Linked DNA regions of Homo sapiens: regions 1 and 2 are each linked to region 3. Evidence: read pairs that join two places in POLR2A ChIA-PET (ENCODE). Cell type or tissue: PC-9. All regions are shown on one strand. Each heading gives the region's core, and the rest is flanking DNA. Links, peaks and the distances in the headings are about the cores only.

What was found. ChIA-PET counts read pairs that join two places held together with the same protein. Peaks named below come from ENCODE experiments on the same cell type or tissue, not always from the same donor. Only the 100,000 strongest peaks of a DNase experiment are listed, where the experiment ranks them.
Region 1: POLR2A ChIA-PET joins it to region 3 with 8 read pairs; 1 of 35 experiments calls an interaction of 5 or more read pairs at or near these places.
Region 2: POLR2A ChIA-PET joins it to region 3 with 16 read pairs; 1 of 35 experiments calls an interaction of 5 or more read pairs at or near these places.

Annotation. Positions count from the first base shown.
Region 1 is chr14:102,031,977-102,036,976 of GRCh38, reverse strand. It overlaps DYNC1H1 (dynein cytoplasmic 1 heavy chain 1), which reads right to left. Exons shown (of 78, transcript NM_001376.5): 52 at 4,510-4,705; 53 at 3,795-3,912; 54 at 3,493-3,708; 55 at 2,789-3,001; 56 at 2,525-2,652; 57 at 335-488. LOC107984661 (a long non-coding RNA gene) reads left to right here. Exons shown (of 2, transcript XR_001750903.2): 2 at 208-662. Among named protein-coding and RNA genes, the nearest start is that of HSP90AA1, 53 kb to the left of the region's middle. In PC-9, for the core only: no CTCF peak of the experiment used is centred there; a DNase peak (open chromatin) is centred at 2,496; H3K27ac peaks cover 3,464 bases.
Region 2 is chr14:101,948,917-101,956,675 of GRCh38, reverse strand. No RefSeq gene overlaps it. Among named protein-coding and RNA genes, the nearest start is that of DYNC1H1, 12 kb to the left of the region's middle. In PC-9, for the core only: no CTCF peak of the experiment used is centred there; no DNase peak of the experiment used is centred there; H3K4me3 peaks cover 1,438 bases; H3K27ac peaks cover 704 bases.
Region 3 is chr14:102,476,861-102,487,890 of GRCh38, reverse strand. All of the region lies in intron 17 of TECPR2 (tectonin beta-propeller repeat containing 2), which reads right to left. Among named protein-coding and RNA genes, the nearest start is that of ANKRD9, 27 kb to the left of the region's middle. In PC-9, for the core only: no CTCF peak of the experiment used is centred there; DNase peaks (open chromatin) are centred at 5,480 and 5,910; H3K4me3 peaks cover 294 bases; H3K27ac peaks cover 1,676 bases.

The DNA of each region.
Region 1 (5,000 bases), core at 1-5,000, 450 kb after region 3:
TACAGGTGCCAGCCACCTCAACCAGCTAATTTTTGTATTTTTTGTAGAGATGGGGTTTAGCCAGGCTTTTCTTGAATTCCTGACCTTAGATGATCCACCCGCCTCGGCCTCCCAAAGTGCTGAGATTACAGGTGTGAGCCACCTCGCCCGACCACTGAATAGAATTTTAAATGCAAATAATGATTCTGTTGAATTTATCTATTACAGAACCACCGCAAAGCTTTATCCTTCTGATACAAAATGAAGTCTTACAAAGTTGAAAACTAAAGGCAGCCCCCAAAAAGGAATTCACTCTTGAATGCAGTGTTTCAAGAATTCAAAGGCCAACACCAACCTGGACCAGAAGGGGGTTACCGAATCTCAGTGCACTCTCTAAGTTCTTTCTGAAGGCGTCATCCAGGAAGCTGGTCCGTGTGATCTTACGATCCTTATATTCATTCATAATGAATTCTGTGGCCTGTCCAGAGGGGTCAATGATCAGCGGATACCTGAGGATGAGGCCACAGAAGAGAAGGTTGAAACACCGAATGGGGAAAGCACAGGATCACGGTTAGCCGAGTCCCTGATGAGAGACCCTGATTGATAGGCTGTTACCACCACCCGAGAGTGGTTTCCGGAGACGTTTTCAGGTTTACCAATAAAGCTTACATGCTTAATGCTAACATCACCTCATCCTTTTGAACAACTATTGGCATGAGGAGGTAGCTTGAGTCATACACCAAGAGGGCCATAGTTAAAAATCTTTTTCCTTCTGGGACAATCATCCTCTCAGCATCCTGCACTGTTAGAATAGCTTTTTCATGTTTACGATCCTTCTAGACAGCACGTATCAACATCAATGATGTCGCAGCAGCAAGGGATTAACATTATACAGAATTTTAATTGCCAAGGACCGTGTCAAATTACAGACACTACGTCACGTAATCCTCATAACAGCCCTATGAGGCTGACACTGTTATCGAACCATTCTACAAATGAGGAAAGGACACAAATAAGCTAATGTGATCTACCTACGGTCTAGCCAGTTAAAACGTTAAAAAAAAACCCAACTGGTAATATACACACAAGCTTTTACAAAACTCAACTATAAAAGGGCATATGGTGAGAAGAACCATGCTGCCCTGCCTTTCTGACCCTATTCTTTGGTCACCAAAGTCCCTTGCCCAGGTGATGGCTTTTACCAGTTTTTCGCCTGTCTTTACAGAGAAGGTCTAAGCATTTACAGACACATGTGTCAGTGTGGGAGTTGTGGCCTCGTGGGAGGCCTCTACTGTCCGCTCTGCACCTGTCCAGCCTGTATTCGAATGTCCTGTGTTGGCAAAGACTACCCAGCACCACGGCGTGGTGGGCCCTCAGGAGGGCCATCTGAGTTATCTCCAGTCTTCAGCTGGTACACACTTGGTACCTACACACATTCTGTACCTAGGCCAGGCTACTGTTGAATGAACACCTAGAAGTGGAACTCCTAGGTCAAAGGGTCATTTAGGCAAATCCAGCCCTGCGCACAGGCTGTACTGATTGATTCATACTCTTGCTGGCACCACCCGGTGAGACGTGGAACCCTCTCGGCACCTAGCCCATCTTCACTGCAGTTACATCCCATTTCTTATTCTGTCTTTCCTAAGCAGAAAAACAGGTAGTACTTCCCCTTTAACTAGCTATTTTCAGTTCTTGTAACAGAGGACTGTTTGTTTGAATGTCCACCCCCAAACACAACCCTGCCAATCCACTTTATTTTTATTTTTTTGAGACGGAGTCTTGTGCTGTCGCCCGGGCTGGAGTGCAGTGGCACCATCTTGGCTTGCTGCAACCTCTGCCTCCCGGGTTCAAGCGATTCTCCTGCCTCAGCCTCCTGAGTAGCTGGGATTACAGGCGCCTGCCACCACGCCCAGCTAATTTTCTGTGTTTTTAATAGATATAGGGTTTCACTATGTTGGCTAGGCTGGTCTCAAACTCCTGACTTCGTGATCTGCCCACCTCGGCCTCCCAAAGTGCTGGGATTACAGGTGTGAGCCACTGTGCCCGGCCTATTTTTATGTTTTTTTTTTTTTGAGATGGATTCTCACTCTGTTGCCCAGGCTGGGGTGCAGTGGCGTGATCTCGGCTCACCGCAACCTCTGCCTCCTGGGTTCAAGAGATTTTCCTGTCTCAGCCTCCTGAGTAACTGGGATTACAGGCGCATGCCACCACGCCTGGCTAATTTTTTTGTATTTTTAGTAGAGACAGGATTTCACCATGTTGGCCAGGCTGGTCTCAAACTCCTGACCTCACGTGATCCACTGTGCCTGGCCCCTGCCAATCGATTTTAGAAGGTTACAAGAAGCATTCACTGCAGAATAACTCAGACACTTGACAATAACGAGAACAGCACACGCCCCACCATCAGAGGAGCACCAAGCTGCCAGCACTGTATGCCCACGCCCCATTTTCTATTCCTCTCTTCAAACAAGGGTGTATTTTGAAAAAAATTCAAGATCACCACCCACATTCCTCCCATGCCTCTCCTTGGCACCCGAGCTCATACCTATTGAATCGTTTCAGCATGATGGCATTTTCTGTGCAAAGGTCATCAGCAGGCAAGGAGCTGGCCTGCCAGCGAAGACGCTCATCAGCATTGGAAAGGTATTCCGTCCTGGCAATATCTGTACGGAACTGAAAGGCAAGGCCGTTACCTTTCCTCCTCTTCACAGCCACAGATGGGACTGTTCTCAAGACTCTAACTGTGCACTAAACACCAGCTTGCCTCACACTGCTCGCACATCCTTTTTGAACTCCCCGTGATTCTCACCTGGATGTTGGCTTGCTGTAGGTGATGGGACCAGGTAGTGAACAAGTTCTGACGCATCTGCTGGTCAAAGTAACCCGCGTAGGCAATGAACGCAGCTGACAAGAGACAGTCCCCAGCAATGGTGGACATCTGGTTTTTGAAAGTTTCACTTGTTTTTTCCCATCGTTCACGTTCAGCAGACAAGCTCTTCAGAAGAGCAGTGCTCCGGTTTACCTAAAAGGAAAACCGAACAAGATGCTCAGGGATGAGGCCTTTCAGGATTTATACCGAATCCTGCAAATCGGTTCATCCACATTATGTGCAGGGTTTTGGGTGGGTTAGAAACGTGCCCAAGTTGTTCACAGTCCCAGAGGAGATGAGACCCAGATCATATATAACTAATGACCACACACGACTCAGAATCTCAGCGGGGCAGAAGCTGGGTACGGAGCGAGGCCCTCAGGCAGCAGAGCAAACAGGTCTGGAGCTGCTGGTGGGGGATTCAACGGCTGAAAAGTGTCCAGTTTGTATCAATCTATCCTAATTAACAACACTTAGTGACTACTCAGTGTGTATTATTTTCCAGGAAAAAAGTCCTCCGGGGCCTTACAGATGTTAAAGAGCGAATTCACCGAGGCCAGCATGGTGCATGCAGCGCATGTTGAAGTGTGTTAATCTCTGCTTCCACAGCAGGAAAGGCTGAGGATCAATGATGATAATCTTACTTTTGCCTCGACAGCTGCCAGGTCTGCCTTGATGGCCTGGGCCTCTGAGATCAGGACGGCGTATTCCTCCTTGTAGCGGGCGATGCTGGCTTCCAGGTCTCGGATCATCTGCTCCACCTCGTTGGCCTTCTGCTGGTTGTCCTTGGCGTCATCTTCCAGCTTCTGCAGCTCATTGCGTAGGGGCTCCACTCTCTTTAACATGTCTGCATAGTTAAGCTGGGAAGAACCAATTGATAACTGTTATTTAAGTGACAGGAAAAGAGGTCACCTTTCACACGGGAGCTCCTGGCTGTGTTAATCACCTGTGCAATTGCCCATTTCACCATAGGGCCGCAAGCCAGGGAAGCCCGATTCACAATTTCATAATTGTAACTTGGATTGGACATGTAATTTTTCTTCATCTTCTCCCTTATGGCGTCACTGTAAAAGACGAATGATATTTCTAAACACATGCAGGACAAAAGCAAGGAAGAGTTTTCATAAAATTAAAATGGAAGAGACCAGAGCCAGCTCCCATCTCATTGCCCCAGTGACTGACCACTGGGGATGAGCTAGACTGACCCTTGGTTCTCAGGTGAAAGCTGAAAATGTGCTCAACACTTGAACAATTTTTTTCTTTCTTCTTTTTTAATGAGACAGGGTTTTTCTCTGTCACCCAGGCTGGAGTGCGGTGGTGTGATCTCGGTTCACTGAAGCCTTGATCCCCTGGGTTCAGGCAATCCTCCCACCTCAGCCTCCCAAGTAGCTAGGACTACAGGCGCATGCCACCCCGCCCAGCTCATTTTTGTATTTTTTTGTAGAGACAGGGTGTCGCCATGTAGCCCAGGTTGGTCTCTAACTCCTAGGCTCAAGCACTTCACCTGCCTCAGCCTCCCAAAGTTCTGGGATTGGAGCCGTGAGCCACTGTGCCTGGCCTGAACAGCCGAAAGTTCTGGGATTGGAGGCGTGAGCCACCGTGCCTGGCCTGAACAACTGATTTCAATTTCTGGCAATACCTTGGCACTTCCACTTTCTCACCTGATCTCCTCTGCAGAGAAGTTGACGATGGTGGGGATGAAGTTCTCCCGCATGATGATGGAGCGGATCTGCTTCCAGTCTGTGGTGCTTTCCCCCAGCAGCAGGCAGATGGACTCCAGCGCCAGCTTCACAGCAGCAGGAGGGTTGGCCATGGACCTCACCTCCACCAGGTGCTGCTTCTTGATCGACTTCACAGCTGAGTGGCAGCAGGAGTGGATGAGGGTCGATGGGTGGGAGAAGATAGAGCAAAGCATGGTGAGAATGAACCAAAACAGCCAGGAGCTCCAACTCCAATGAGAGAAAGGACAGCTAGCTGCTTAGAAGAGCTAAGAAATGAGAGACTTTTCTGTATTAAACCCTCTGGAATAGGGTAAGTAGCTGATCTCTTAAATGATTATGAAGATCTTACAAAATGCTAGCATTCCTTAAAAAGCAGGATATTACCTTTAAAATGTCTCACAAGTCCTAATTTCTTTATCCCCATAAAGATT
Region 2 (7,759 bases), core at 2,760-7,759, 530 kb after region 3:
CTTGGGCACCGGGAGGTCGAGGCTGCAGTGAACCCTGATCACACCACACCAGCCCAGGCGACAGAGTGAGACGCTGTCTCAAAAAAAGAAAGACAAAAAAAAGTCTTGATGCTTTTCTTGCGTCGATACTGGTGTGACAGATGACAGATGACCTGGGCCAGCACGTTCTCCCCGGACAGAGCATGTCCCTGCTGCGCTTTAGCTGACTCAGGAAGGGGTAGAACCCTGAAACTGAATCCTGGGATGTGCTGGCCGTGGAATTGCGGAGTCGTGGAATGGGAGCCTGGTCAGACACTAGGCTGTTGCATACACTGGAGAGGGGGGACTTGTGGGCACGCCCCACTGCTGGAGGGAGAGGCCTGCGTCTCCGGCTGCGTCCTCACCACGCGCCGGGGGCTTCTAACGGCTTCCTCCAGCATCCCCAGATCCACCAGATGGATTAACTCTGCAATGCGAAGGTCAGGAACAGGTTTGGAAAGGGCAGTAGCTTGCTGAAGTCTCAGAGATAACAGGAGGCGGAGGAGGGGTTCAAACCCGGAGGCCGACCGTGTCTAGAGCCTTTGAGCCACCAAGGGGCATGGGCCGGGTCCTCTCCTTCCATTTTCCCCGTGCCGAAGGGCTGGGAATCCTAAAACATTCCCTCCCTCTCTCCCAAACGTCGATGAGCAGCTCTCTGGGCGGCAGCGTCCAGTGCAGAAAGCCGGTTGCCAAGGGCCCGCCCGGGACGCCCGCGCAGCAGCAGCGGGGCCAGCGCATCCGGACGCTTTCAGGTCCCCACCAGCGCACAGCGCCCGCAGCTGCCCGCTGTCCTGGCACGTGGGGCTGGGCCCGGCTCCGAGCGGGCGCTGGCAGATATTAACGTAGCTGTTTCCTTTAATTCCATGAGACCTTTCCTCCCAGGACTGCTGGAGAGGCAGCAGCAGAATCTCCTCCATCCGCCTCGCCAGCTGGGCACGCAGGAAGGCCTGGAACCACCTAGAGCAAGCTTGTCTAACTCGCGGCTCGCATGCGGCCCAACACAAATTGTAAACTTTCTTAAAGCTTTTATTTAATTTTATTTTTTGTGATTTTGTGTTTCCCCGCTCATTAGCTGTCTTTAGTGTATTTTATGTGCCCCAAGACGATTCTTATTCTTCCCACGTGGCCCAGGGAGGCCAAAAGACTGGACACCCTAGAATGACCTAGGTCACTCGCCTAGAACAACCTAGAACAACCGTCAGGTCCGGCCAAGTCTTGGTCTTGTTGCTTAGACTGGAGTGCAGTGGCGCAATCTTGGCTCACTACAACCCCCTCGGCTTCAAGCAATTCTCCTGCCTCAGCCTCCTGAGTAGCTGGAATTACAGGCACCTGCCACCACGCCCAGCTAATTTTTGTATTTTTAGTAGAGACGGGGTTTCACTGTGTTGCCCAAGCTGGTCTCGAACTCCTGACCTCAGGTAATCTGCCCACTTTGGCCTCCCAAAGTGCTGGGATTACAGGCGTGAGCCACCACACCCAGCCTCACTTTGAAGAAAGAACTCCCCACTTTACTCCAAAGGACATGCACATTTCACAGGCAACCCAAAGTTCCCAGAGGCTTGCCCATGTCTGCAAGACTGGGACTTTGCTGGGCCTCAGGACGTGGTCCCTTCTCACCGTGGCAGTGGGGGGACATGTCGACATTTTTATTGACAAAACAAAACCCTATTTCACCCTTAAAGGTGATGGAACATAAAAGGATTTATCAGAAAATAGTGTTACTCTTTCCCTTATCACTGCAGAATCCACTAGTGCTGCCAGACAGCCTTATTGTAACTGTTATTTCTCTCTCTCTCTCTCTCTCTCGTATTTGAGACAAGGTCTCTTTCTGTCATCCAGGCTGGAGTGCAGTGGCATTATCATAGCTCACTGCAGCCTTGATCTCCTACCTCAGTCCCCCATCACCACCCAGTAGCTGGGACCACAGGTATGTGCCACCACGGCCAGCTAATTTTTACGTATTTTTTGTAGAGACAGGATTTTGCCAAGTTGCCCCCGCTGGTCTTGAACTCCTGGACTCAAGCGATCCTCCTGCCTCAGCCTCCCCAAATGCTAGGATTACACACGTGAGCCACTGTGCCCAGCCTGTAACTACTTTTTGTGTATATTAAAACTCTTTAGCATTTATTTTCTAAGTAGAGTGAGTAGGGGGCTGTGGATCAGCCACTGACCTCTCTACACTTGACTTCCATTCCTCGAGCATGAGGGGAAGACATGGCGAGACCATGTTTAGAAGCACTGCTCAGGCTGGGTGCGGTGGCTCACGCCTGTAATCCCAGCACTTTGGGAGGCCGAGGCCGGTAGATGGCTTGAGTCCAGGAGTTCAAGACCAGCCTGGACAACTTGGCAAAATCCTGTCTCTACAAAAAGTACGTAAAAATTCGCTGGCCGTGGTAGCACATACCTGTGGTCCCAACTACTGGGTGGTGATGGGGGACTGAGGTGGGAGGATTGCTTGAGCCTGGGAGGTGGGGGTTGCAGTGAGCTGAGATTGTGCCACTGCACTGCAGCTTGGGTGACAGAGTGAGACCCTATCTCAAAAAGAAATTAAAAAAAAAAAAAGGAGCACTGCTCAGACAGCCTGTGAATACCAACTTGGAGACCTGAGGCCTGTTGATGGATCTTGCAATGAAAATGGGCTGCTGGGGCCAAAGAGATTTGGGAATCACTGAGTTAGACAAAGCTGAAGGGGTGTCATCACTGCAGCTCCTTTCAAATCCTCTAGGAGGCCCTTCCCAAACTTACTTGGCTGTGAGACTATTTTTCTTATTTATTTATTTATTTATTTATTTATTTACGAGGCAGGGTCTCACTCTTGCCACCCAGGCTGGAGTGCAGTGGTGTGATCACAGCTCACTGCAGCCTTGACTTCTCAGGCTCAGGTGATCCTCCCACCTCAGCCTCCCAAGTAACTGGGACTGCAGGTGCACACAACTGTGCCCAGCTATGAAACTATTTTTCAGTGGAGCATCTGTGGGGCTAGAGATCTATAGGTGACGTCAGCCTGGAGAACGCTATTGTAGAACATAGTATGTGTTTAATAAACACCGGTCATTATTGTAATCTTTTTAAAGAAGGCAAACAGCCCTTCCTCTTGCTAGTCCTCATCTGGACCAGAGGGCTTATTCCACAGGCACCTGGCAGTCTCCCTCTCGGGCTTGGTGAAGGACACCTCTCTCCTGTTATCGAGGTGGCTTTGGAGGAGTTTGGGAGGCTTTGCTGGCACTGACGTGGGTGGTGAGAAAGAGCTCTGGTTCTGGAGGGATCCTGGTGCTGCCACTCCCAGCTGCATGACCTTGGATGAGTCCGTTAACTACCCTGTGCTATGTTCCCATGAGCGTACCTGCCCCTGGGGCTGTGTGAAGAACAGATGGGACCATGTGGTACAGCTGCTAGCACAGTGAGCAGTCAATCACGGCTGTTGTTGCTATCACCATTGTCATTAGCAGTAGCAATGATGGTGGTGCTCTAGCCCCATCGGCACCGATCCCTGACCCCCATTCTGGGGGTAAGCCTTACTTGAGGAATGTAAAAGGCTTAAAAGGGACAGACTTAAAAAAAAAAATAGTTTCCTTTACTGAAAAGCAAAAAGCAGAAGCCTTAAGTTGCATTTTATTTACTGAGGTTTTAAAAAAAATTGTGGCAAAAGATAAATAAAATTTACCATTTTAATCATTTGAAGTGTATAATTCAGTGGCATTAAGTAAATCTGTAAAGCTCTACGACCATCACCACCATCCATTTCCAGACATTTTTGTCATCCCAAAGAGAAATTCTGTACACATTAAACAGTAACTCCCCACCACTCCCAACCTGAGGAGCAGTGTGGGACAGGACACCATGCAAGGTGAAGACCCTCCCCAGCATCCTGCGTTTTGCAAGGACCTAGTGCCTGCTCAGCTGTCACCCGTCAGGCAGAACACCGAAACTCAGCCACAAGCTGCTGCTGCCATCCCCAGCATATAACGAAGGAAAAATTAAGCAAGTGTGTGCTTCTTTAGCCTCCTCTCTTAATACTGCATCTTCAGAATTAAAACTGTGGTGGGCCAGGCGCGGTGGCTCATGCCCGTAATCCCAGCACTTTGGGAGGCCGAGGCGGGTGGATCACAATGTCAGGAGATCGGGACCATCCTGGCTAACGCGGTGAAACCCCGTCTCTACTAAAAATACAAAAAATTAGCCGGGCGTGGGGGCAGGCGCCTGTAGTCCCAGCTACTCGGGAGGCTGAGGCAGGAGAATGGCGTGAACCCGGTAGGCGGAGGCTGCAGTGAGCTGAGATCACACCACTGCACTCCAGCCTGGGTGACAGAGCGAGACTCCGTCTCGGAAAAAAACAAACAAACAAAAAAACCGTGGTGGACAACTAAATGCGACGTGGTGTCCTGCATGGGATCCCGGAAGAGAAAAGAAACACGAAGAAAATCTGAATACACTGGGCGTGGTGGCTCATGCGAGCAACTCCTGGGCCAAGGCAGGAGGATCGCTTGAGCCCAGGAGGTCAAGGATGCAGTGAGCCATATTCATGCCACTGTACTCAAGCCTGGGTGAGAGAACAGGACCCCATCACTTAAAAAAAATTATAGGCAGGCGGATCACTTGATGACAGGAGTTCAAGACCAGTCTAGCCAACATAGCGAAACCCCATCTCTACTAAAAACACAAAAATTAGCTGAGTGTGGTGGTGCATGCCTGTAATCCCAGCTACTTGGGAGGCTGAGGCACAAGAATCGCTTGAACCCAGGGGGCACTGCGATGAGCTGAGGTCACACCACTGCACTCCAGCCTGGGCAACAGAGGGAGACTGTGTCTCAAAATAAATAAATAAATAAAATCATGACTATAGGCCGGGCGTGGTGGCTCACGCCTGTAATCCCAGCACTTTGGAAGGCCGAGGCGGGTGGATCACCTGAGGTCAGGAGTTCGAGACCAGCCTGGCCAACACGGCAAAACCCCGTCTCTAATAAAAATACAAAAATTAGCCAGGTGTGGTGGCACGCACCTGTAATCTCAGCTACTCGGGAGGCTGAGGCAGGAGAATGGCGTGAACCCGGGAGGCGGAGCTTGCAGTGAGCCGAGATCGCACCACTGCACTCCAGCCTGGGTGACAGAGCGAGACTCCGTCTCAAAAAAAAAAAAAAAAAAAAAAAAAAAAAAATTATGTAGTAATGTCTATTTAACAAAGAAAGTCAAAATTGTCACTGGTGAGCTTCTTGGGGCCCAGGTCATGGGTGCTGGGGTAAGGTCCATCATTCCTTCCCTTTCAGAGGGACTTCCCAGCAAAGCAAGGGGTTACTATTTTCTTTATGAACCAGTGTAATTTCCCCTCTAAACCTCCCCTCATTCAGGCAGCTAGGCCGGAGCTTGCCATTGCTCTTAGTGGGGACTATTACAACAGGACACAGAAGAGCAAGAGCCAACTCCTTGCTTTTGACCTTCCAGAGGCTTGTGAGCACACAAGGCCCATGGTGGCTCAGAGATGCCTTTGTGGAAATGAGGAAAAGGCGCCTCTCCACCTCTTTGTATGCAGGCCCAAGCCTGGACAAGCAATGTGCCAATTTCACCCCCACTGGCTCACTAAACACCTGCATAACCTTGTGGGGCAGCCTCGGAGCTGAGAGCTGAGCCGGGGATGGTGTGGAGGGAAGTGCACACATCAGAGCCAGAGTTTCTCTGGGAATATTCCACAGACCAGGGTGGGGTCAGGGATGGGAGAAATCAGAGGACAGGCAGGAAGGTGAGGTGCTTGAACAGGGACTGCTGCCCTGGACTGGACAAAGATGATAGAGACACTGAGGGTGGTTTGGGGTTCTGGGAGCAAAGGGCATAGCTCCTTCTTGCTCCTGAGAGGTGTCCAGCTCAGTGAGAACAGCAAGAAAGCTGCTGGGGGCTGCTTGGGAAGGAGGCCTGAGACCACCTGGCAGTTACAAGGCAGCAGGGTGTGGAGGCAGCTGAAGGGAAGCTAGATGTGGAGTGGGACACGCTGTGCCCCATGTGGACCATCCTGGAGTGAGATGGCCTCTGCAGATGCCAGTGGAGATGGACAAGGTGACAGGGGACCAGATTCCCCACCCACACCACCCATGACTTGGCTGCCACAACCCCCAGAACTGAAGGATGGGATCCTGGATGGACTGAGATTGAGTTTCTGTCCCTCTGTGGAATGGAAACTTGAAGCAAAAGTGAAGGGAAGGTGCCTTCATGAAGAGGAAGAAAGGTTTCCAGGACAGCGAGCCTACGGATGGTGATCTGGAACTGGCACCCATCCAATTCTACCTTTGGAATACCTTCAAAACCCAAACTCCTTTTCCCTCTCTGCACTGCTGCCACTGTGGTCCAAGCCACCCTCATCTCTGGGTTATCTCTGTAGCCCTCCACCCTCCAAGGGCTCTCTGACCCTACTCTGGTCTCAAAGAGTTAATTCTCAACAGACCAGCAGAGTGCACCCGCTACAATGCAGAGACCATGTCAGTCCTTAGAATCCTGCCATGGCTTTATGCCACTGAGTCCTTTTTTTTTTTTTTTTTTGAGACGAAGTCTTGCTCTTGTCCCCCAGTCTGGAGTGCAATGGCACGATCTCGGCTCACTGTAACCTCCGCCTCCTGGGTTCAAATGATTCTCCTGCCTCAGCCTCCTGAGTAGCTGGGATTACAGGTGCGTACCACCATGCGCTGATAATTTTTTTTTTTTTTTGAGATGGAGTCTATGTCGCCCAGGCTGGAGTGCAGTGGCACGACGTCGGTTCACTGCAAGCTCCGCCTCCCGGGTTCACGCCATTCTCCTGCCTCAGCCTCCAGAGTAGCTGGGATCACAGGCGCCCGCCATGCCCGGCTAATTTTTTGTGTTTTTAGTAGAGGCGGGGTTTCACCATGTTAGCCAGGATGGTCTCGATCTCCTGACCTCGTGATCCGCCCGCCTCGGCCTCCCAAAGTGCTGGGATTACAGGCGTGAGCCACTGCGCCCGGCCGCCAGAGTCCTTTTGGTGGCCACGTATTACCTCTGACCATCACCTGCTGCTCAAACCCACACTCACGCCACTGCATGATCCCTTCCACCCCAGGGCCCTTGCACACGATGAGCCCCTGGCCTGCAATGCCCTTCCTTCACTTCCTTCATCGTCACCTTCTCAGTAAAGCCCTCCCTGCCTCTTTTGTAAATTTCTTCCCATCCTCTATACCCTTCCCACCTCTCTCCCCATCTTTAGCTTTTCCCTGTATCACTTATTCAACACAGCATAGATTTTGTTGAAGGCAGGGGTTTCTGCCTTCTGTTTAATGCTAGCTGCCCAGTGCCTAGAAAAGTGCCTGGCATCCAGTAGGTGTTCAATAGATATTTATAGAGTTAAATGCACTAAACTTAGGAGGCGGAAGTTGTTTTTTTTGGAGGCCTTTGCCCATTTCACTCCCTCCTTCCCGTTCCACCTTCTAGGTTTCTCATTCCCTCTGCTTCTTCTCTTTTGCTGGCTCTGGCCTGCAGCCCTCTTGCCCCTGGTGTAAAGGGCTCAAAACGCCAGACAGCTCTGCCGCCATGGGGAGGAGACCCTGACTGAGAAGCCAGGGCCCCGGCCTCCAGGGTCACCAGTACCTTGGGCAGGCCGGGGTGTCGCTGGGGCTTGGGTGACTCCACCAGGCATGGAGGGGGTGGGTACTCCCAGCTGGCTCGCCAACCTTCGCTTCTTGCCTCGCAAAGGCAACCTGGCGGAGGGTCTGTGGGTCAAGCAGAGTCCAGCTCTAGTTTCTCCCCT
Region 3 (11,030 bases), core at 3,462-8,461:
CAGCCTCGGCAACAAGAGTGAAACTCCGTATCAAAAAAAAAAAACAAACAGGCCGGGCGTGGTGGCTCACGCCTGTAATCCCAGCAGTTTGGGAGGCCGAGGTGGGCGGATCACGAGGTCAGGAGATTGAGACCATCCTGGCTAACACAGTGAAACCCCGTCTCTACTAAAAATACAAAAAATTAGCCAGGCGTGGTGGCGGGCGCCTGTAGTCCCAGCTACTCGGGAGTCTGAGGCAGGAGAATGGTGTGAACCTGGGAGGCGGAGCTTGCAGTGAGCCCAGATTGCGCCACTGCACTCCAGCTTGGGGGAGAGAGCGAGACTCCATCTCAAAAAAAAAGAAAAGAAAAGAAAAAGAAAACACAAGTGTCTGGGGCTCAGACCACAGTTCTTCAAACTTCTTGTAGCTGAGCTTTTATCATAGCTTTTATCAACACACGTGTGCGCACGCACACACACACTCACACATGTTCCTCAGTCAGAATGTGGTAAACCCAGGCTGAAAAACAAAAACATGCTGAAGATTTCACAGCCAAAGGAAACATGTATCTAGACAGACCATTTTGGCATGGACTTATCAGAACTTGGAAGAAATTCAGCAGGAATGTTTCAGGAATACCAGGGTGGACCGAGGGTTTTTGAAGCGGCAGCACAAATGCCCCAGGAAAGACGCCTCTGGAAATAATCCTAACCCAAACAAACCACGGTTATCCAGGCGGCCATTTGTGCTTTCCACACTGCCTTTTCTTTTCCCTCCAAGTCTCTCTCCCTCCCTGTTTTAACCTTGAATCCCCGTAAAGACTGACACATGCTGAGCTTTACTTTCCCTCAAGGATTCATGGTGCTGCTGTGTGTCTGTCCGTCTATCCGTGCAGCCTCAGGGGGCGCTGAGGCGTGTGGGTTGGTTGGGCCATTTGTCACATGGCCCCGTGGTAGCTGTACTTTCTGACTTCTGTTTGGTCTTTCTAGTTCTTTTTTCCCTGTAGCAGACCCTCTTCCTGCTTCTGGTCTATTCTTCCCAATTTCAGATGGGCTTAAAAACCCGATACCCATGTTAATAGGTCTAGAATTAAATTAAAGGTAAATTCTCAGAGCCAGGGCTGACACACTAGGAGGACCTCCTCTTCGTGGTCTGTGTCCTTAGCTGGAGGAGCCGGGGACCATGATCTCTGAGGCTCCTCGAGACTCTGACCGTGGTACGAGGTGGGTATGGCTGCCCGGGGCCTGCTGTGCTGAGCTCTCTCTCTGTCCTCACTGGCCCGAAGACCAGCAGTTTTCCAGCAGCGCCTGTGGGGCCCTGGCCTTGCAGAGGTGCCTCAGGGCCCCTGTGGAAGGGGCAGTTTCATGGGACCAGTTTTGCTGTTACTTGTTGAACACATCTGGCTTATGTACAAGATTTTATTTAAGGCTGGACAGCTGGGAGTGTTTTTTGTATTTTGTACACACACCTGTAGTCCCAGGTACTCAGGAGGATGAGGTAAGAGGATCACTTGAGCCCAGGAGGTTGAGGTTACAGTGAACTGAGATTGTGTCACTGCACTCCAGCGTGGGTGACGGAACAAGAGCCTAACTCAAAAAAATTTTTTTTTAATTTGAAGAATGGGTCCCACTGCTAAAAAACATTTGGAAACTTCTGGCCCAGCAGAGCAGGGCTCCAGACAGAAACAGGCTCCACTGCTGCTCTCTTCTGGCCTGTCAGAGGCCTCTCCCTCTCCGTGGTGGGTCCTTCTGCACTGACTCCAGTTACTGCTGGGCCTCTACATCTGGTCTGAGGTGTGACCTCAGAATCCAGCAAGAAGCTGCATCTGCTAATTGTAGGGGGTGCGCTAAAGAAAACGCTCAGAAGCAGGTTTCCTGGGTGCCTGTCACATTCTGTCCTTCCTGAGCAGGGGCTGGTGGAGCCAACTGGCCACTCTTCCTGTCTACCCTCCAGACCTTGTCACTGATACCAGCCCAACGACTGCGCCATGGCTAGCACCAGGACTCAAATATTGCTGTGAGACAAGAAGAGCAGAAGCTGGACCCAGTGGCACACACCCTGGTCTCTGATAGCTCATCGCCCTGCTCTGTGGCTGACTCTACAGACAGGCTCGGGGAAGCACCTTCTGGATGAGTGCAGCCCAGAGGGAGAGGTCCCTAAAGATGATCTCTGGGCTCTGCTCCTCTAGGGTCATGGCAAGCATCGCGAGGGGCTCCCCTTCCTGCCGCTCATGGTTTTACTGGGGGCACACGCAGGGCAGGCTGGGACAAGCTTCCCTAGGTCGTTGTTTAAACTACTGGGTCATAAGTTGTTAAAGCACGATGAGGGGACTGCTGCAGGACCCAGGGCACCCCGTTAGAACCCTGTGGTCTACTTCTAGGTATCATGGCCTTCCAGAATGAGAGAAAAGACTTAGAGTTCAATATGGTGAAGAGGGGTAATAGTTCCTAGAAGCAAGTTTTGAAGAAGAGAGCTCAAAAACAATAGATGTTTAAATGGAGGTATAGGAAAAAAAGGCAACATGGAAAAAATTAAAGGAAGTGGCAAAAAACAATTTAGTTTCTCTCAAAGGGAGCTGGTTCCATCCCACACCATTAGACAGCAGTTTGGGGAGGTTTCATACCTTCATTTGCAGGCAGCATAGTTGTGCTGACGGAACAACTTACAGTGTAACAGGCAGCCCCACCAGCACCTAAATACCACTCAAAGATGTTCAGAGGCTTAGAGGAAAATAGTGGCTATACTCTGAAGACTGTGATACCAGAACCGTGGAGGTGAAGGGGATGAGCTGCACCATGGTGCTCAGCGCTGGGTATGTGCAAGAGTCACCTGCAGGGCGCTGAAGAAGCCAGAAGCTTCTGGGCAGTGATGATAATGAGCACACAATTACTCTTTCACTCCCTTCTCAAGCACCACTACCATGAGAGGGAATGGGTTAAACAAAGAAAAACGGGGCGGGCGCAGTGGCTCGCGCCTGTAATCCCAGCACTTTGGGAAGCCGAGGCAGACCGGATCACCTGAGGCCAGGAGTTCGAGACCAGCCTGACTAACATGGCGAAACCCTGTCTCTACCAAAAATACAAAAATTAGCCAGGCATGGTGGCATGCGCCTGTAATCCCAGCTACTCGGGAGGCTGAGGCAGAGAATTGCTTGAACACAGGAGGGGGAGGCTGCAGTGAGCTGAGATCGGGCCACTGCACTCCAGCCTGGGTGACAAAGCAAGACTCCATCTCAAAGAAAAAAGGTTCAAATCTCCTAAGGACAGAGAGAATGAGGGGAGGAAGCAGCCATACAATTCTGGAAGCTGGAAAGTGGGGGATGCATGGCAAGGACTCAGCGGGCCCTGGAAGGCTAAAAGCAACGACTCCCCACCCAGCAGCCCAGCCAGATTGCTGTCAGAGACCCGCGGGGCCCACAGGCTCCATGCATGTGCTCAGGGCTTCCAGTCAGCCTTGCTGGGCCTCACTCTTCCAACCAGGGGACTGCCAACATCTGAAGAAAGCCTCTGCCATGTAAAAGGCGAACTAGACAGAAAACACACAACTTGGGACATACAAAGACCAGGCAGGGAGAAGAAACTTCCAAAACATCCTTAGGGAGATGAGAGAAGACTGACTCTACAGCCATCAAACAACAACAGGAACTTTCAGAAATTAAACATGTGATCATGGAAATAATCTGACAGAGGGTTGGAGAAATAAGGTTGAGAATGTCTTCTAGAAAGCAGGATAAAAGCATAAAAAGACAGAAACAGGAGAGAAAGGAAAAGTGGAGGCCAGCTTAGAAAGTCCACAATACAAAAGGAAGCCTCCAGGCTGGGCACAGTAGCTAATGCCTGTAATCCCAGCACTTTGGGAGGCCAAGGCAGGTGGATCACCTGAGGTCAGGAGTTCGAAACCAGCCTGGCAAACATGGTGAAACCTTGTCTCTACTGAAAATATAAGAATCAGCCAGGCATGGTGGCAGGTGCCTATAATCCCAGCTACGTGGGAGGCTGAGGCAGGAGAATCGCTTGAACCCGGGGGGCAGAGGCTGTAGTGAGCCCAGATTGCGCCACTGCACTCCAGCCTGGGCAACAAGGGCAAAAACACCAACTCAAAAAAAAAAAAAAAAAAAAAGAAAAGGAAAAGGAGGCCTTCAGCCAGAGCAGACAGAAAACAGGAGGGGTGCCAGGTGCAGTTGCTCATGCCTGGAATCCAGCACTTTGGGAGGCCAAGGTGGCAGGATTGCTGGAGCCCAGGAGTTCAAAAGCAGCCTGGGCAATATAGTGAGACTCCATCTCTACAAAAAATAATAAAAAAATTAGCTGAACATGGTGCATATGCCTGTGGTCCCAGCTACTTGGGAGGCTGTGGTGGGAGGATTGCTTGAGCCCAGAAGTTTAAAGCTACAATGAGCTGTGATTGCGCCATTGTGCTCCAGCCTGGGTGACAGAGTGAGAGACCGTCTCAAAAACAAAACAAAACAAAACAAAACCCCACAACAACAAAAAACCCTACAACAACAACAACAACACACAAAAACATAACAACAAAAAAAGGAAAACAAGAGAGGCGGGGCAGAAGAGGACCCCAGCAGAGGACCCAGACACCCACCAGCACATAGGCTGCAACCACCTGGCTGCAAGGATGAACACAGCCCTCACCAAGGCATACCACTATGTATCTGTTCTTATAACACTAGGAACAAAGAGACCTTACAAACTTTCAGAAAGAAAAACAGGTCAAGTATCAAGGATCAGGTGTTAGAACGGCTTCTGGGCCGGGCGAGGTGGCTCACGCCTGTAATTCCAGCACTTTGAGAGGCCGAGACGGGCAGATCATAAGGTCAGGAGATCGAGACCATCCTGGCTAACACGGTGAAACCCCATCTCTACTAAAAATACAAAAAAAAAAAAAATTAGCCAGGCGTGGTAGCGGGCGCCTGTAGTCCCAGCTACTCGGGAGGCTGAGGCAGGAGAATGGCGTGAACCTGGGAGGCAGAGCTTGCAGTGAGCCGAGATCATGCCACTGCACTCCAGCCTGGGCGACAGAGCGAGACTCCGTCTCAAAAAAAAAAAAAAAAAAAAAAAGAAAGGCTTCTGGCTTCTCAGTAGCAATCCTGGAAGCCGAGAGACAATGGAGAAAGACCCTCAAAATCCTAAAGGAAAATGGTTTCCAACCTAGACTGCTATATCCAGCAAGGTCAAGGGTGAACACAGATGAAAGACTTTTCAGACATGCAATACCTCCAAAAAGTCACCAACCATGAACCCTTCCTTGGGAACCGACTGGAAGATAAACTCCACCCAAACAAACACAGACACAGAGAGAGGAAGACCCGGGATCCGGGAGAAAGGGGCTCTAACATGAGGGGAGGTCAAAGGTGACGCTAGGACAACAGCTGGGTCCCGGGTAGAGAGAGGAACGAGGCCAGACTGGAGCTGGCCAAGAGGGTGCAGGAGAGATCTCTGCAGGGGGAAGAAATGGAGAGGACACATTCCTAATGTGTGAGACAACTGGCAGAGAGTTTGGGATTGAATGTGTGGAACTGCACTTAGAAAACTAGATGAGCAGGCTGGGTGTAGTGGCTCATGCCTGTAATCCCAGCACTTTGGGAGGCCAAGGCAGGTGGCTCACCTGAGGTCAGGAGTTTGAGACCAGGCTGGCCAATGTGGTGAAACCCTGTCTCTATTAAAAATACAAAAAATTAGCTGGGTGTGGTGGCACACGCCTGTTAAGCCCAGCTACTCGGGAGGCTGAGGCAGAAGAATCACTTGGACCCAGGAGTTGGAGGTTGCAGTGAGCAGAGATTGATCGCACCATTGCACGCCAGCCTGGGCAACAGAGCAAGGCTCTGTCTCAAAAAAAAAAAGAAAAAAAACTAGATGAGCAAACAAGATGATTATCAAGTCCAGGGAAAACAAAGAGTCACACAGACAAGGAACTGCAGGTGTGATTCATCCCCTGCCTCCGCTGTGAAGAGCTCCTCTGTCCTCACAGCAAGGCCCGTGCCCAGGAAGCACTGCAGCTCTGGCAGGGTGGAAGTAGGAAGGGAGGTGGGTGGCTGGGGGAATGGGGGACGGGGGATGCAAGAGCTCTGCATGCTTCTCTTCCCGCAGAGAGTCAACCAGAAACACCTGAAGTCAGGGGACCAAACACAGCTCCCGAAGCAGCATTCAGAGACAGGCAGCGAAAAGAACTGAAAGGAACTCTCCAGAGAGGGCAAAATTGGCAGGAGAGACATGTTTCTTATAGCACATCTTATAGAACCCACTGACATGTCAACCTACTGATTTTCACATGTGACTCTGTTTTCTTTCTTTTACAGATGGAGGCTCACTCTGTTGCCCAGGCTGGAGTGCGGTGGATGATCCTGGTCTCCAGTGATCCTCCCACCCAGCCTCCTGAGTAGGTGGGACTAGAGGCACATACCACCACACTTGGCATTTCATGTATGACTTTCATGAAAAATAAAAACCAGGCTCGGTGTGGTGGCTCCTATCTGTAATCCCAACACTTTGGGAGGCCAAGACAGGTGGATCACTTGAGGTCAGGAGTTCCAGACCAGCCTGGCCAACACAGTGAAACCCCATCTCTACTAAAAATACAAAAATTAGCTGGGTGTGGCTGGGCACAGTGGCTCACGCATGCAATCCCAGCACTTTGGGAGGCCGAGGCGGGCAGATCACCTGAGATCAGGAGTTTGAGACCAGCCTGGCCAACATGGAGAAACCCCGTCTCTACTAAAAATACAAATACATAGTGGCACTCACCTGTAGCCCCAGCTACTCAAGAGGCTGAGGTGGGAGGACCACTTGAACCCAGGAGGCAGAGGTTGTAGTGAGCTGAGATTGTGCCACTGCACTACGCGCCTGGGTGACAGAGTGAGACCCTGTCTCAAAAAAAAAAAAAAAAAATTAGCCAGGCGTGGTGGCGGGTGCCTGTACTCCCAGCTACTCAGGAGGCTGAGGCAGGAGAATCACTTGAACCCAAGAGGCGGAGGTTGCAGTGAGCCAAGATCACCCCACTGAACTCCAGTGGGCGACAGAGCAAGACTCCATCTCAAAAAAAAAAAAAAAAAAAAAAACCCAAAACCAAAAAACAAAACTGGCCAGGCACAGTGGCACACGCCCGCAATCCCAGCACTTTGGGAGGCTGAGGGGTGGGAGGATCACTTGAGACCAGTAGTTTGACACCAGCCTGGACAACACAGCAAGACCTCATCTCTACAAAATAAAAATTAAAAAATGAGCCAGGTGTGATGGTGCATACCCCTAGCCATTTTGGAGGCTGAGGCAGGAGTATTGTTTGAGCCCAGGGGTTTGTGGTTATAGTGAGCTATGATCGCACCACTGCACTTCAGCTTGAATGACAGACTGAGACTCTGTCTCAAAAATAAAAAATAGGCCGGGCATGGTGGCTCACGCCTGTAATCCCAGCACTTTGGGAGGCCAAGGCAGGCGGATCACAAGGTCAGGAGATCGAGACCATCCTGGCTAACACAGTGAAAACCCATCTCTACTAAAAACACAAAACATTAGCCAGGTGTGGTGGTGGGCGCCTGTAGTCCCAGCTACTCGGGAGGCTGAGGCAGGAGAATGGCGTGAACCCGGGAGGTGGAGCTTGCAGTGAGCCGAGATCATGCCACTGCACTCCAGCCTGGGCGACAGAGCAAGACTCCGTCTCAAATAAATCAATAAAAAAAAAAAAAAAAAAACCAACCAAGATGCCTGGGCCTCACCCCAGACCTGCTGAATTCATATCTCCAGGGAGGGCCGAGGCCTGGACATTTTTAATAAGCTCCTCTGATGGCTCTAATGTGGATATGACCCTTCACTTTACTGATAGGAAAATGAAAGTGAAAGGCGAGTTTAAGCAACATTCCCAAGGTCAATTGAATCTACAGGCAAAAAACAAGTATTAGTTGAAGTTCTTCTGATTGCAAGTAACAGATTCTGCCCGCAATGGGAACAGTCCCTCCTGGCTGGCAGGGCTCCAGGATGCTGCAGTCTCCCTGAGCACTGCGCCCCACTGCTGGAAATGGCCACATGCCATCTGCCCAATGCCTCTCCAAGGCACCTGCGTGCAGGCCAGCTGGGAAGGAAGTCTTGCAGTATCATGCATACAAGCGACGCTGGCTCAGTGAGGTTGGATCAAGGAGACCAAGAGGCACTTGTACAGGCAACTGGTCCAGTCACCAAAAGGAGATTAATGAGATTACAGACCCAGGCTGGGACGCCAGCATGGATTGGCTTCTTCTGCCCCAAAACAATCCATGTCAGAGTCCCCATGTCCACTCCATCCCAATCTCACATCTCACAGATGTGCACCACAAATCCAGCGAATCAGGCCAAAGAATTTCCACAGCTCACTGCAGACCTTCTCCATTTGGGTCCTGTCCGGCCCTGCTCAAGAGCCTCCAACAGCCCCCACTGCCCATGGAATTAGCCACAAACCCTCCAGCCTCAGAGTCAAGATCCTCCAAAGATGACCCAAAGGACATCTCAGATCTTCTCTTTCCCACAACATCCTTTGTGCATCCTTCACTCCCAGAGGTTCACTGCCAGGAGCCTAGAAGCCCACAGAGCTAATGTCTCACAGTCCTCAGGGTGGTCCAGCAGCAGACAGTCCTCCCAAGGCAGCAGGGAGGAGCACTCTTCCCTACTCAGAAACACTAGGCCAAGCCTCTTTACCTGCTGGTCACTGAAAATGCCCATTGAGTCTCAAGTCCAAGTTCAAACACTACCCATCCTCGGAAACCAGGTTTGGGACCCTGGGGATCTGTATTTTTTTCATGATTGCTTCTATAACCTCCTGCCTCGCTCTTCTTTTAGTCATTTAACTTTTGGTCAGTTAACTCCAAAAACAGCTTCAATCATTTCCTTTTTTTTTTCCTTTTTTTTTTTTTTTTTGAGACAGGGCCTTACTCTTTCGCCCAGGCTGGAGTGCAGTGGCATGATCTCAGCCCACTGCAACCTCCGCCTCCTGGGCTCAAGCAATCCTCCCATCTCAGCCTCCCGAGTAGCTGAAATTACAGGCATGTGCCACCATGCCCAGCTAATTTTTTGTATTTTTGGTAGAGATGGGGTTTTACCATGTTTCTCAGGCTGGTCCTGAACTCCTGAGCTCAGGTGATCCACCTGCCTCGGCCTCCCATAGTGCTGGGATTACAGGTGTGAGCCACCATGCTTAGGCAGCTTCACTCATTTCTGTTCCCTCTGCAAACCAAACACAATGTAGGGTACCCTATAATCTTCATTTAAAACTTTTTTTTTTTTTTGAGACAGGGTCTCATTCTGTCACCCAGGCTGGAGCGCACTGACATGATCACAGCTCACTGCAGCCTCAACCTCCCCAGTAGCTGGAACTACAGGCACATGCCACCACACCTGGCTAACTTTTGTATTTTTCATAGAGATGGGATTTCACAATAATACCCAGGCTGGTCTTGAACTCCTGAGCTCAAGCAATCTACCCGCCTCGACCTCCCAAAGTGCTGGGATTATAGGCATGAGCCACCACACCCGGCCCATTTAAATTTTTTTTTTGTACACTTTAATATTTAAAACAACTCTACAGAGGCCAGACATGGTGGCTCACATCTGTAATCCCAGTACTTTGGGAGGCTAAGGTGGGAGGCTTGCTTGAGGCCAGGAGTCCAAGACCAGCCTGGGCAACATAGCAAGACTATGCCTCTACAAATTTTTTTAAAAATTAGCTAGGTGCGGTGGTGCATGCCTGTAGTGTCCTAGCTAGTTGGGAGGCTGAGGTGGGAGGATGGCTTGACCCAGGAGTTTGAGGTTACAGTGAGCCACAATCACTCCACTGCACTCCAGCATGGGCAATGGAGTGAGACTCTGTCTCTAAAAAACAAAAACAGGCCGGGTGCGGTGGCTCACGCCTGTAATCCCAGCACTTTGGGAGGTGGGCAGATCACGAGGCCAGGAGATCTAGACCGTCCTGGCTAACTCTTTTTTTTTTTTTTTTTTTTTTTGAGACGGAGTCTCGCTCTGTCACCCAGGCTGGAGTGCAGTGGTGCGATCTCGGCTCACTGCAAGTTCCGCCTCCTGGGTTCACACCATTCTCCTGCCTCGGCCTCCTGAGTAGCTGGGACTACAGGCGCCCGCCACCACGCCTGGCTAATTTTTTGTATGTCCTGGCTAACGTGGTAAAACCCTGTATCAACATAAAATACAAAAAAAAAAAAAAAATTTGCCGGGCATGGTGGCGGGCGCCTGTAGTCCCAGCTACTTGGGAGGCTGAGGCAGGAGAATGGTATGAACCCAGGAGGCGGAGCTTGCAGTGAGCCGAGATCGCACCACTGTACCCCAGTCTGGGCTACAGAGCAAGATTCTGTCTCAAAAAAAAAAAAAAAAACCAGCTCTACAGGGGTATGCTGACATACAATGAAATGCACACATTTAAAGTACATAATTGGGTAAGCTTTGACATATGCATACACTCTTGAAGCCACTGCCACACCTCCCCTTTGAAATTTCTGCCAGGCCTTGAGTAAGCACTGATCTGTGTTAGCATTTTCTTTCCTTTTTTTTTTTTTTGAGACGGAGTCTCGCTCTGTTGCCCAGGCTGGAGTGCAATGGCGTCATCACGGTTCACCACAACCTCTGCCTCTCAGGTTCAAGCAATTCTCCTGCTTCAGCTTCCCAAGTAGCTGGGATTACAGGTGTGCACCACCACACTCAGCTGACTTTTGTAGTTTTAATAGAGACGGGGTTTCACCACGTTGGCCAGGCTGGTCTTGAACTACTGACCTCAGGTCATCCACCCGCCCTGGCCTCCCAAAGTGCTGGGATTACAGGCATGAGCCACAGCACCTGGCCTGTGTTAGCATTTTCTAGTATTTTATATAAATAAGTTTGTTTTTGAGACAGGGTCATGCTCTATCACCCAGGCTGGAGTGAGGTGGCAGCCATCATGGCTCACTGCAGCCTCTGCCTCCTGGGCTCAAGGGATCCTCCCACCTCAGCTTCTTGAGCAGCTGGGACTACAGGCACCCAGCTAATTTTTGTATTTTTTGTACAGACGGGGTTTTGCCATGTTGCTTAGG